Linked DNA regions of Homo sapiens: region 2 is linked to region 1. Evidence: chromatin contacts called from ENCODE Hi-C or POLR2A ChIA-PET data. All regions are on one chromosome and are shown on one strand. Each heading gives the region's core, a stretch centred on a gene start or an enhancer-like site at or near the end of the contact. The rest is flanking DNA. Distances are from core to core; before and after follow the strand shown. Region 1 has its middle 18 kb from the start of LINC01213. Region 2 overlaps TSC22D2 (TSC22 domain family member 2).

Region 1 (6,640 bases), core at 2,732-5,231:
GAAAGAGGGCAGAAGGAAAGAACCTCTGTGCATACAGATGGTGCCTGTTTTCTGCTGATTTCCCAGTGCCCAGCATGGAATCTGGCATAGTAGGCCTCAATGTAGACGTGTTTAATGGAGGAGTGACTGAGCAAATATGAAGGAGATGCTAGCAAGAATCAAGCAATGATCCTCTCCTAGAGGGATGGGGAAACCAGCTCAGGATCCAGATACAGCCTCAGAGAAAGGGAACAAGTGCAGGTGTTTGGGGAGGTGGGGAGGTGGCTTCTGTGATGGCTAGCAGTGACCGTCGCCTTCTTACATTCATGCCCTTGGGGAATCTCCTCCCTTTGAATATGGTCTGAACTTACCAGCCTGTTTGTAAGAAACGGAGTGTGAGAGAAGTAATGAGATATCACACAAAAGATTAAGTTACACATGTAGCAGCTTTCACCTTGGGGACTTTTTCTTCTCTCTTACTTGCTCACTCTGAGGGAAGCCAGCTGCCATGTGATAAGCTGCCCTATGGAAAGACTCCTGTGGGAAGAGACTAAGGGAAGGCTCCGGCCAAAGCCAGCCAGGGCCTGAGGTCCCCAGTCCAACAGCCCACAAGGAACTAAATCCTACCAACAGCCACAGGAGTGAGCCTAGAAGACAGTCCTCCCCCAATCAAGTCTTCAGATGAGACAGCAGCCCCACTGACCACAGCTTGACTGCAATCTCTTGAGAGTTCTTAAGCCAGAGACACCCAGCTGGGTCACACTTGATTCCTGACCCATAGAAACTATGAGATGGTAAATATCTGCTAATTTTGAGATGCTAAATTCTGGGGTAATATTTACACAGTAGGGGTTTATAAACAAATGAGAGGTATGAAGCTACAGCTGATTGAACATGGAAGCAGCCCACTCACAAAACGAATTTCATGCTGACTCACCAACACACTAAGCCAGTGCTTCTGAAATTCTGCAGAATTCTCCACCTGCAAATATAGAGGAACACATAAGGATGGAAAGATGCAGGTTATTTCAATGTGAGAGCTTTAAAATCCACATGAGTGTCATTCCTTTCAAAGTGGTCACCTTGGCTGAGAGTACATTTATTCTAGTAACACTATTGTTCCAACCACAACTAGAACGACTCTTAGATATTCCAGTGTAAGTAGCAAAGAGGGCGTTGGCAACAATTCAATAGCAACAGATACTGTAAAACAGGAACGCTAAGACATCTTTCTTTTTTCTTTCTTTCTTTCTCTTTCTTTCTTTCTGTTTCTTCCTTCCTTCCTTCCTTTCTTTCTTTCTCTTTCTCTCTCTCTTTTCCTTTTTTTTTTTTTTTTTTTTTTGATGGAGTCTCACTCTGTTGCCCAGGCTGGAGTGCAGTGGCATGATCTCGGCTCACTGCAGCCTTCCACCCACTGGGTTCAAGCGATTCTCCTGCCTCAGCCTCCCGAGTAGCTGGGATTACAGGCACACACCACTAAATCCAGCTGATTTTTGTATTTGAAGAAGAGACAGGGTTTCACCATGTTGGCCAGGCTGCTCTCAAACTCCTGACCTCAAGTGATCCCCCTGCCTCAGCCTGCCAAAGAGCTGGGGTTACAGGCATAAGCCACCACACCTGGCCTAAGACATCCACTTTCTGTAGCTGCGGCTAACCCCAGTGAGCTCCGAGAGAGTGTGGCCCCAGGTACAAAGTCAGTGGAGGGCATCTGATACCTATGGAGCTGTGGCTTCAGATCACCTTCTGCTCTACTCCCTGAGGAGCTAGTTGAGTGTGTGTGAGTGGAGAAGACTCCTTGGGCCTAAACTAGAAGAGAGTTTCCCAGCTATAGACTGTATGCAGCAGTACACATGGGGTGTTCCAATAGATTACTAGTGTACCCCCAATACCCTGATTTCCAAATTCGAAAGCCTGGGGCATTACATGCTGGAGTTGGTTGTTGCATACTGGTGAGTTAAAGGCAGTGAAGGAGGTGTCCCCCAACCCTCAACCTGAGCAGCTTCATAGCTGTAGAGTACAGTACTGCCTGTCTAGATCAGGGATCTAGGCAGTTGCCAGAGGAGTCTGGCACCAGGGACCCAAGGTGTGACCAACAAAGAATGAGGGGACAGAAAACGTCCAGGCTTCCTAATCTCTGTCTTGTATTCCTGGGATACTTCTGGCTATTTGCTGCAAGGCAAGCACTCTGATGGTACATGCTCTTTCTGCAAATTAGAGTCCCTTATTTTGAAATGCTTAACCTGAAAATATTCCATTGGATTCAAAATCCGTTCCCTTATCACAGGAAATGTCAACATTCCCTTTGTCAATGAAACAAGAAGAAAAGTTGAATTCTCTTTTGTTACAATTTCAAATGTAACTTTTTGAATGGTTGTAAAACTGGTCTTAAAATTCGTATCCCCTTCCGATACAAAGTCAGTGATGGTGACTATCAAAACTTTGAAGAACTTATCATTTAAGGGTCTTGAGGAATTGTTACAAATCGTTACAGTTTTACAGTTGTAAAACTTGTCTTAAAATTCATATCCCCTTCTGATACAAAGTCAGTGATGGTGACATACAAATTATGTCCATGGAAGCAAACTCAAGCTTCTCATTAAAAGTGTTAGAAGATTTTCTTTGGAAGTTTCATACAAATTCAATAGTCACCATTATATAGGAAAATATAATGAAAATTTTCTCCAACTCCCCTACAGATGCCTCCAAATATCTTTCAGTTCTAGCTTTTTACACAAATAGTGGCCTTTTCTATGTAATTATGATATGCAAAATGTTGGGAAGGAATGGGAAGGTATAAAAGTTTCACTTCCCCAGGCTGCCCCAGGCATCTCTAACCACATCAGCTGCCTGGGCCCAGGGTAGCTAAGAGGGCATCCAACAGGCAGCTGGGGCGTTCAACCTCTTCTCCCACCAAAAGGACAGCTCCAGCCCCTAACGCCAAGGCCATTTGCCGTTTGTCCCTCACTGCTTCTCCTGGCACCACAGCCTCCAATGGAGGTGGGGAGTCTTCATCTTCTGAGGGTGGATTAATTTCTAGAAGAGCTTTGCATCACTCACAGCTAAATTCAAATGAATAAAACACATTTTAATATAGCTAATAACATTTGGAATCCCGAAGAGGCATGACATAAATTGATTTATTATTATTATTATTTTTTTTCCTAAATGGACTCTGGGGGCAAATTTCCTCAGCCAAATGCTTTGGGTTTGCTTATAAGAGTCCTGTTGGTCCCCGTGGTTTGTAGGAAAAGTGTCAATTAGATTTATGAGAACTAAGATGCTTAATTAAAAACATTCTCATTGCTTTATAGCTGTGCCTCCTCAGATACACAAAACAAGTTCTCTCAATAGAGGCTTCCAAGAGGCAACTAAATCAGTTTTACTATTGTTTCTCATGAAGTTCTAACAATGAAGCTTATGGTTCATTAATGGCATCAGTCACTTAAGGGATTATCTTCATAAGGGAGTAAAAATGGTATCTTAATGGTGTCAGCCAAGAGTCATCACAAAACATCGACATTCCCTGCTATTAATTCACTTCTATTCCATTTCAAGCTAAAGGTAGTGTGCTCAACCCTCAGCAGGCCTGCAAAATTCTTAGGAGAAACAGTAAAGAAGGAACAATGGGGGCAGGGCCCCACCGCAAAGGCAAGGCTGGGAATGCGCTGCCTCTTCCCAGAACTCCAGGGAAACGTCAAGATTTTCCTACTTCTTTGCTCGCTCCTTGTTTGTTTTTTCCAGTTTGTTTAAAATATATGTTTATTCATTCTTAATTATGAAAAAAACATATGCTTGTTCCCCCCCAAATCGGAGCAGTGTAAACGAGGAAAGTCCTCCACCCATTTATTTTTTAATATTAAAGTTAATTAAAATTTGGTCTCCCCTCTGTTTTACTCCATATTTCTGGTTTTCCTCATGCTCTCTGTCTGTCCTGCTCCCGAAGCCTCCTGGTTGTGCACTCGGGCTCTCAGCCCAGATTTCTTTTGTGGGTTCAGTTGAGCCCCGGGGTCTCGGCGGCCGGCGGCTCCCCGCGGCACTGGCTCCCTCTTGTGGCTCTCTGCGGTCACTGCACACCCGCTGAACGGCAGTCTCTTCCAGCGGGCCCCGGCCTGGGGAGAACAAATCCGGGGACAGCGAGAGGGACAATCCCAACGCTGCCAGCAGTCAGTAAAGATTCTCCCTCTAACTCAGAAGCCGGCCCCAGGGAGCATTTCGGGTCTCCTCATACATGTTAGGGCTCCTCTGACCCCTGTCGTTCCTTAGGTTTCTCAGGTGTTCCCTTGCGTGAGGATTTTCAAGAAGCATCAAGAGTGCAGCCTTCAGGGTCCAGGGAGCGGGGGCGAGAGGGACGGAGAAAGTGTGTGTGTGTGTGTGTGTGTGTGTGTGTGTGTGTGTGTGAGATGGGAGTGTCTGTGTATGTGTGTGAGAGAGAGAGATGGGGAGAGTGCCTGTGTGTCCGAGAGAGATGGGAGATTGTGTGTGAGAGAGATAGGAGTGTGTGTGTGTGTGAGAGAGAGAGAGATGGGGAGAGTGCGTGTGTGTGAGAGACAGATGGGGAGAGTGCGTGTGTGTGTATGTGTGTGTGAGAAAGAGATGGGGACAGTGTGTGTAAGACAGACACAGAGAGATGGGGAGAGCGTGTGTGTGAGAGAGAGAAAGAGATGGGGAATGTGTGTGTGACAGAGAGATGGGCAGAGTGACTATGTGTGTGAGTGTGTGTGAGAGAGAGAATGTGTGAGACAGTGTGTGTGTGTGTGTAGTGTGTGTGTGTGTGCATCTGTGTTGGTGTGTGTTGTGTGCAAGTGTACTTGGGAAGAAAAACAAGAAAGAAGAGTTGATAGCGGCTGCCTCACGGCTTCCCAAGTCCTCTGGGGGGATTTAAAAATTCATTTGCTTAACAAACAGACATGAAGCATCCAGAATACGCCAGCACTGGCGATGCCAGAATGAACCAGATATGCTCCTGCTACTAAGGTGCTCCTTTTATAATGAATGGAAGGAGAGCGTTTAGAAATGCTGGCCTAGGAAGCAGCGCTGAATGACAGAGTATCAGAAGCTCTGAGAGTGAATTCCTCCACCGCCACCCAGTATGGTGACCTTTGAGCAGGACACTTCACCTTCCTGAGTCCAATTTTCTCATCTGTAAAATGAAGACAAAAATACTCACCCTCATCTGTCTTCACTGGGCTGTTAGGAGGGTCAGCTAGTCTGATACATGTGAAAGTGCTCTGAAAATCACATGCAAATGCAAACTGATGCTGTATTTTCAATATAATTTGAGGGATCCTACCAAAAAAAAACATACCTCAAAATGACTCTCTTACAGCATGTGACTGCAGTTCTCACCCAAAGAGTCACTCGGTGAGGAGTCTTCTTAACTGGGATAAGGCGTTGTTACCTGGAGAGCACAGTGTTAATCCACAGAAGGTAGTTTGCGGATTAAGCCCTCCATAGGCCACTCCTCCTGGGCAGGAGAGTCTCCTAGCTCTCCAGCTGAAACCCTGCTTCCTGAACATTGCGCTTGCCTAACAGCTCCAGCACCAAGATCGCACGGCCTCTACCCTGTCTCTCTTTCCCTAAGAGATTTTCCAAGCGCTGTCCCCATTTGGGCTGGGTGTGCTCTGGTTGTTTTTTTTTTTTTCACAGCTACTACCACTCGGAGGGGGGAGGGGGTTCAGGGAAGATGATCCTTAGCTCACTCTAAGGATGATACAAGATTATCCTTGTATCTTGTATGGTACAAGATCATAGTGGAGGCTGACAATGCCAGGTCCATATCTCCTTGGCACTCACCTCTGAATACCAATGGTTCCTTACGTGAACACATAATTTTTCTCTGCTGAGGGCTGTTTTGGGCTTCCAGCAAATTAATGCCCCCATGAGCAGCCCTTAAGCAATGACAGATGAGGTGCAGCTGGATAAATACACCAACTTCCTCATCCCTCAGGGCAGTGATTGACTCTGAGGAAGGCTGCCCAGTTCCCCAGTGGGTCTAAGCCCGGGTGCCCCACTTGCCTGAAAACATGCTGTTTATTGGCTTCCTACCTTCTCTGTCTCTACTAATGCTTCCTGGGTCCCCTTGCAAATAAACTACTTGCATTCAAATCCTTGCATTGTGATCTAATTGGAGATGATAACCCAGTCTCAGACAGCTGGGGCTAGAAGTGCTCCTGGGAAGCAGACCCTCGGGATGGGATTGTGGAATTGGATCATTTATCAGCCCAATGGTCACAAGACCCCATAGCTGGTGTTGAGTGGAGTTTTGAAAGATTCTGTAAGATTCTCATCATACTCATTTTGCGGTTGAGTTCTGTAAGATCCTCATATGCAGTGAACTAAGATGGAGTCCTCTGGAAGGAGACACATCAGCTTATGCAATAGCTCTGGCACTTGAGCAATATGGTAGCAAAAGTCTGTAGAGATGGTTAGTTGTCTTTAGCTGTAATTGGAACCGCGAAAGAAGAAAATGACAGGTTCAGATCAGCCAACCATCAACTTAGAACATAGTGTGGATGCCAGAAGGCTTCCAGGGAAGCATTTTAAAAACCTTCATCTCCTGCAGCTGGAAGGCAGATCAGGAAAAAAAAACAGGTTCAGGCCCTCTTTTTCAGAGTGTTCTAGTAACAAAGGAAGTTGAATTCACAGCCCTGGTGTATCTCCT
Region 2 (6,640 bases), core at 2,044-4,543, 200 kb after region 1:
CCTTACAAAAGCAGGTCTGTCTGGTTAAACATAGCCTGAATGATATTCCGTAAGTAATTCCTTAAATTGGAAAAGCAGATTTTTGGTAAGAAATATTAATCATATTTAAGGAGTATGTGTAGCAAAACTCCTAAATTAGAATAAATTATTTAAGTGTATGGTTTTTCTTTATACTAAACCAGTGGGCTTGTGATTTGAGGCTACTGTTTTCGATGGTATTGTATTGAGTCCACAGAGAATATGTATACCTGAATCATTGGTATAATGTCTTTCCCACAGCAATTCTTGAACATATCAAATTACTCGATATTTGTTATATTCTTAATCTGGCATTGCTTAGGGCAAAAACTGGGTGTCCCTCATAAAAAGGTAGGAACAGTAGCCAGTTTGCACCATTCCTATACATTATTCCATGACTTTAGGAAGTATACTTTGAGGTATACTCTTCAGATTTGGTTTAATAATATTAAAGGTATATTGATGGATTGTTTCCTGTATGAAAGTATTGCATGATTTCTGCTCTTAAATCAGGTGAATTAAATTTCATCTGGATTGCTTATCTCAAATTTAAAGCCTCAAATCAGACTTAAATAATTAGTATTTAGTATTTAGTTTGATTCCTTTGTACCCAAGCTAATTTTTGTTTAAAAAGAAAAAGTGCTTCCATCCTTTTAAGTAGTACATTTATTTGTGATGTTAGTGAAAGTTCTGCAGGTAACTGAGTTAATTTTATTAGTGTTTGCCTGGGACATATACCTATTATTAGGGTAGGCAGGACAAATAAGTAAAGTCTAAATGTTAAATTACTTAAAGCTTCTTTTCCCATAAGCCTTTCCTAAAATTTGTCTAAAGAATATTGCTTTGTAGAAGATGGAGTTTGTGATTAATGTGTCAATTATTGTAAATAATGATGGCATAGTTTTAAATGTTAGTTTTAGGCTGTTCATCTTATTACACAAGTATATAATTTAATCTGAATAAAGGATTCCCAAAGGTAAGTGTAAAGCCTCTAGTTTCTAAAGTAGAGTTAGTATTTAGTTTTTATCAAGTGGTTTTATATGTTAAAGCAAAACAAATCTTTGCTTGGCATACCGTCTACCTAGTCTTTGAAGACAAAACAAAGGAGGGAGGAGCTGTTTTGATCAAATAAAACCAATAGCGTGTTTAATTATGTGTTAACATATGTGAATGACCATTACAGAGACAGTAGAGTCAGACATACCCGGGCTAAAATCTAACTGCTACATTTGACTTTGAGCTAGTTGGTGTAGATGCCTTGTTTCCTCTTATGAAAAATGGGGATTGTACCTACCTGGGAGAGTTTTAAGGAATTAAATGATGTGTGCAAGTAATTTGAACAGTCTGTAACATAATATATGTGGCAAACGTGTATCACAGAAATGTTAATATTTCAGTGTCCAAACTGCTCTCCCAGATCACCCCTTTACATGTTATAAATCATACCAAGAATCTTCCATTTTAATATGAAAGCGTAATTGTATGGTATGGATGTAGTCAGAAAAAAGGAGATGATGTTTTAGTCTAGACGAGTCATGATGTTGTAAGAAGTATAGGGAATTGTGTTCCAGTCCTGGCTCTTCTATCATTTAGCTGGTTTCTTTGGTCAAGTCATTTCACTTGTCTGTTTTTCTTTTTTGAGACTTTGTCAAATTTTAAGATTCCTTCTAGCCTTATGTATATGAGACCATACATTCAAGTGTGCTTCATGAGAGAACTGCAAACTTAAACTTTCTTCTTTTTACCCCTTTCCTGCCACTTGACTATTGTGTGGCAATAAATGAAGTTTGTAAATACTCATTAAGTAGGTTGATTGCCCAAGAAAACATTTAAAACAGCTTATCAGTCATTCAGCTTTCATGATGCTCTGTGAGTAGTGAGCACTGGAATACAAATATGAGACTATGCTGCCCTCCTAGATCTCAGGCATTTTCATCATCATGAAAATGATGATCAGATGTATACTTTGACATACATTGGAGGTGGTGATGGAGTAATATAAGGTGCTAATGGGAACAATTTGAGACATCAGATCAGATTGGGATTGGGAGGGTAGTAGACTGACTTCTATTTAAAAATTATTCTCTGCATAGGTATTTATATAGTTCAAAACTCAAAATATATAAAAGAGTAAAATCGAAAGCCTCTCTGCTACCTCTGTCCTCCAGCCACCCTGTTTGTCCTTAGAAGTAACCCATTATTACTTGTACATTCTTTTGAGGCTAACTCTTGAACTAAATCTTAAAATGGTCATTCAGATTAAGTCACTAAGAAGAGAAGGGGATAGTTTTCCAAGCAGAGGTAAAAGGCAGTTTGTATAATGATGTGAAAGAGTGAGAATCTATCATTTGGAAAATGGTATTGTTAATTTGACAAGAACCAGAGTGAAGGACTTTAAATGTCATGGTAAGAAATTTCGATTTTTATAGTAAGTTGCTGTTAAAGGTATTTCTGGAAGCTTTTATTGTTAAAATAATATATATCTTGAAACGATTTCAGTATCCTTTTAGTGATTATTGCATTTTAAATTATAATCTTATGATAAAGCTGTGTTAAGGGAATACCTTCAGAGCGCTGAGTCCCAAAAATCAGAATTCTTACCTAATGAAATGTGCTAAATATTTTGGTACCCCTGGCTCTAAGTTTAAGTATTCTGTTTCCCTCAATATTACCTTGATAATGTCAGAACATTTGGTACATGTTGAGATACTCTACCAAAATTTGATTTATAGGTAGCATAATTTGGAAACTAACCTTATATTAAACACAAAGCAAGCTTACTTGTGTCAGGTCCTATGTATATAGACTTTCATTTGATCTTTCCAACAATTTGTAAGAAAGTGGTTTCTTCCCTTCCCCCTTTCTTATGGATTAAGGAAACTGAGACTCTTAAAATTTGAGTCACCTAGGTATTGGGTGACAAAGCCTAGACTCATATTCAGACCTTTAACCTAAAGCCAGTGCTTTTGAATATTCCCAGAGTTAGAAGTTTGTTTTATTACTTGGCACACAATAAGTTAGGAAGAAGGAAGAACTACCATAGCCACTGATTTGTTGTATTGTAACCCTTTACCTAAAGGATTTTTTTAATCATTTAAATTCCCCAGATAATAATACTGGAGATGGTGCTTGTTGATGTTCTTCATATTGTATGTCCCTGGTTTCTATTTAGAGATCTCTGAAGTCGAATTTTGGCATAGATTAAGAGAAAGAGGTGTTTGTTGAGTGCTCAAGTACCTTATGCTTTAAGCTTTGACAATTTTTGTAGCTTAGTTTTGAGGTATGGAATGTTTGTTTTTTTCTCCCTGTTGTACTTAGTTACCCTACAAAGATAGTGTCTTGCAAAAACAGGTAGACATGCCACATGCTTTGAGTCATTTTCTGATGTAGTATTTTCACATACTTGGAAATTAATGTGATGGACTATTGAGTATATAAAGTCAGAGAGAAAAGAATGTATTTTGTTCAGTGATGTTAAAGAATATTTACAAATAGGAAAACAGCATTTTTGTTTAGGTGGCTGAAGTACAGTGTAAACCACATCTCAGTCTTCCTAGAATTGCTTCGTTGGCTCTATATTTAGAATGGTAGTTTATATTAATATCAAATAAACTGTTAAAAAGCTGGTTTCAAATTTTATTTCTTGAGTGGAAGAGAATTTGTGACCACAGCTGCATAAAAAGTCAGTATTTCCTTCTAATAAAATTTTTAATTTCAGTTGCCTCTTCATGCTTTCAGGTTTCATGGACTGTAACCTTGAAATGATCCCATTAACAGCCTTTTCCTTGGGCTCTTAATCTCCTCAATTTTATGCCATTCCAAAATAGAAGTCTCTCTGATGATCAAGCCTTTCAATCTTTACAGATGGCTCTTTTCCCTTCTACTTCCTTGATCAGTGATTTCACAGACTTGACTCCTTTAATCTGTTAGTCAGTGTTTGGAGACTAATTATTGTTGCTGTTTGCTACAAACCCCTCAGTTTATGGATAACATCCCAGTTATAGTATCCCAGAAACAAAATTTCATAGCTTATAAGACTATCTAAATTTTTACCCTTAAAATCTAGACTGTTTAAAGTTTTATGTAGTACATAGATTGTGTAACTGTGTACTATAGAAAACCATGTACTGTGGCTTCTTCACTTTGAATGTATGTAGAAAGAGTGATTGTTAATTGTTAGCTTTTGCAAATTAAGTGTATTCTAATATGTGCTGAAAACTTTAGGTCCATTTATACAGTATTTTATTTCACAGGTTCTTTCCACATCCCAGTATTTACTACTAACTACAAATATGTTCGTTTTTCACCTTTACATTTGACTTAAGAGATATTGCACTATTCTGTAAAACTGCTGGAATTTTATAACAAGTCATATGACTTCATTTGGAACCAATTTACCTGGAATATGAATTTGATTCAAATTAAATATTTGTATTTCCAAAGTCAGAGGATCTAAAGGTCTTTTAAAGATGCCAGGTGTGGTGGCTCATGCCTGTAATCCCAGCACTTTGGGAGGCCGAGGCGGGCAGATCACCTGAGGTCAGGAGTTTGAGGCCAGCCTGGCCAACGTGGTGAAACCCCATCTCTACTAAAAATACCAAAAATTAGCTGCGCGTGGTGGTGGGAGCCTGTAATCCCCGCTACTCGGGAGGCTGAGGCGGGAGGATCATTTGAACCCAGGAGGCAGAGGTTGCAGTGAGCCGCGATTGTGCCATTGCACTCCAGCCTGAGCGACAAGAGTGAAACTCTGTCTCCAAAAAATAAATAAATAATAAAGTTCTTTTAAAGAATATCATCCTTATAAATATATTGTGAGTACTCTTTAATGAATTTTGAATTGTAGACTTGCAGAATAACTTCCAAGATACTCTTTCTTATTCTTTTGTATATACTACCTTCCTCTTTGAGTCACTCCATTTAAACTGGAGGTCTCCAAACAGACCTTTGAGGATAGCAAACTAGTTCCCATATGTTCCTGGGCAAGCCTGTTTTTTTATAAAACAAAAACAACAACCAAAAAAAAAACCAGATTGAATGTTCAATTGGTTCAGTTAGTTTTCATTTGATTTGGCAGACTGACTTCTAAGTACAGCGAAAAAAGTGGCCTGACAAATACATCTTAAGAGGATGTAAGCCGTTAAATAAACAGTAGGTAGAAGCCTCTTAAGCTTTTCTTGTTATTAGCAGGTCTAATCAGTGCCTTTGATTGCCTTAGACCTAGTTAGGAGAAAAGTGGAAAAAGGATTAAAAGAATAGAAAGGAGTTGAAGTAGGGCAAGCAATGAGAAATACACGTATTAGTCTCCTAATTAATCAAACAGTTACTTTGGTGATTCTCTGGCATCTTGGAAGTCTTTTTTTTTTATTGTACTAATAATTCTGCACAGACTTTAAGGCTCTTAATAGGACCCCAGAATTGCCATGTTGTATCTAAACCTCATTTTGTAGATTAAAATAATGCTATTGATGATTCACTGTATGCCAGGAACTTTACATTTAGTCTCAGTTCTTTAGCCTGCAAAGCTAGGTAGTAATGTAACCAGTTAACAGATAAAGAGACAGACTTTTAAAGAGGTCAAACTTTAACACTGCTATGTGTTTAGTGTAGTGGTTTAAGAGCATAAACTCTGGAACTAGATTGCCACCTACTAGCTCAGTGATGTAAGGCAAGTTACTTCTATCTGACCCAGTTTTCTCCTCTATGAGATGGGAGTAATAATGGTGCCTACCTCTTAGGGCTGTTGTCAGAATTTAGTTAATGAGTGTAAAGCACTTAGAATAGTGTGTGGTACCTAATAAACACATTCTTAACTGCTGCTGTTCTGCTACAGCATGGGCTAAGAATTTTAAAAGTTATGTGGCAAAGTTTTTTTGGCTTCCAGATGTACAGGTTGAAGGTGGGGGAGACTATGGAAGTTGCTGAGGAGGAGGGAACAGGTTTGTCAAAAGTTTAAATCCCCGTGGAACCAGTCCCTAGATTTGAGGTGAATCATACTTACTGGGAGATAGTCCAGAAGAGCCCATCAGTTAAGAGTCTATGGTGAAAGCCCTAGGGAATGGTAGAAATGAAAGATAATTATGATAAATAGGCTTTTACCCCTAAAGTAACATTGTACCAATGCTAGAATCAGAAAGCTGCCAAACAATTGCAGCGCCATTTTTTGCCCTAGACGAGGAAAAAACACATATAAATAAATGGATTTTGAAGGTGGAAATGTGTCAAGTCCAACCCAGGAAAGAATTCTTCATTGTTAATCAAACCTTTGCTACTTTTAACAGAGCCTAAGAAAAGTTTTTATATTGTGAAGATATAGCTTAACTTAGTTTATATGAATACCTAAGAACAGCCTTGTTAAACTGCTAAACAAGATAGATATTTGTAAAGGCATTTGATATAGAAGAGTGTTGATTAGGCTATGAATTTGTCACATTTATATGCACGCACACAAAATTGGATGCTACTTAGTATTTAGTTTCATCTGCCTTACCTCTTTATTTTATAACTGTGATCCTGAATTATTGTTGAAGTCTGCTGGATTTTGTCCAGTTTTTAATTTCTTCTAAAGTGTTGTTTTAAGCAAACTTATGTGGTTTTAAAATCTTTTTATTATTAAAAGTTACAC

Evidence for each region. Hi-C counts contacts between places; a loop is a spot of excess contacts on that map. ChIA-PET counts read pairs that join two places held with the same protein, here RNA polymerase II (POLR2A). Pooled maps may share reads with other maps.
Region 2: a map of lower leg skin shows a loop between it and region 1 (3-fold over the local background). The contact joins two enhancer-like sites. A Hi-C loop is called at or near these places in 33 of 168 maps with a recorded cell type or tissue (A673, Caco-2, GM12878 and 20 more), 9 of 37 single-sample maps with no recorded cell type and 17 of 50 pooled maps. POLR2A ChIA-PET finds 5 or more read pairs at or near these places in 6 of 52 experiments (AG04449, BJ, IMR-90 and 3 more).

Annotation. Positions count from the first base shown.
Region 1 is chr3:150,217,415-150,224,054 of GRCh38, forward strand. No RefSeq gene overlaps it. Among named protein-coding and RNA genes, the nearest start is that of LINC01213, 18 kb to the right of the region's middle. Within about 2 kb of position 3,982, at least 2 of the 41 ENCODE cell types and tissues checked have a DNase peak (open chromatin) inside an H3K27ac peak, as active enhancers do.
Region 2 is chr3:150,416,312-150,422,951 of GRCh38, forward strand. The region is part of intron 1 of TSC22D2 (TSC22 domain family member 2); the gene reads left to right. Among named protein-coding and RNA genes, the nearest start is that of TSC22D2, 11 kb to the left of the region's middle. Within about 2 kb of position 3,294, at least 2 of the 41 ENCODE cell types and tissues checked have a DNase peak (open chromatin) inside an H3K27ac peak, as active enhancers do.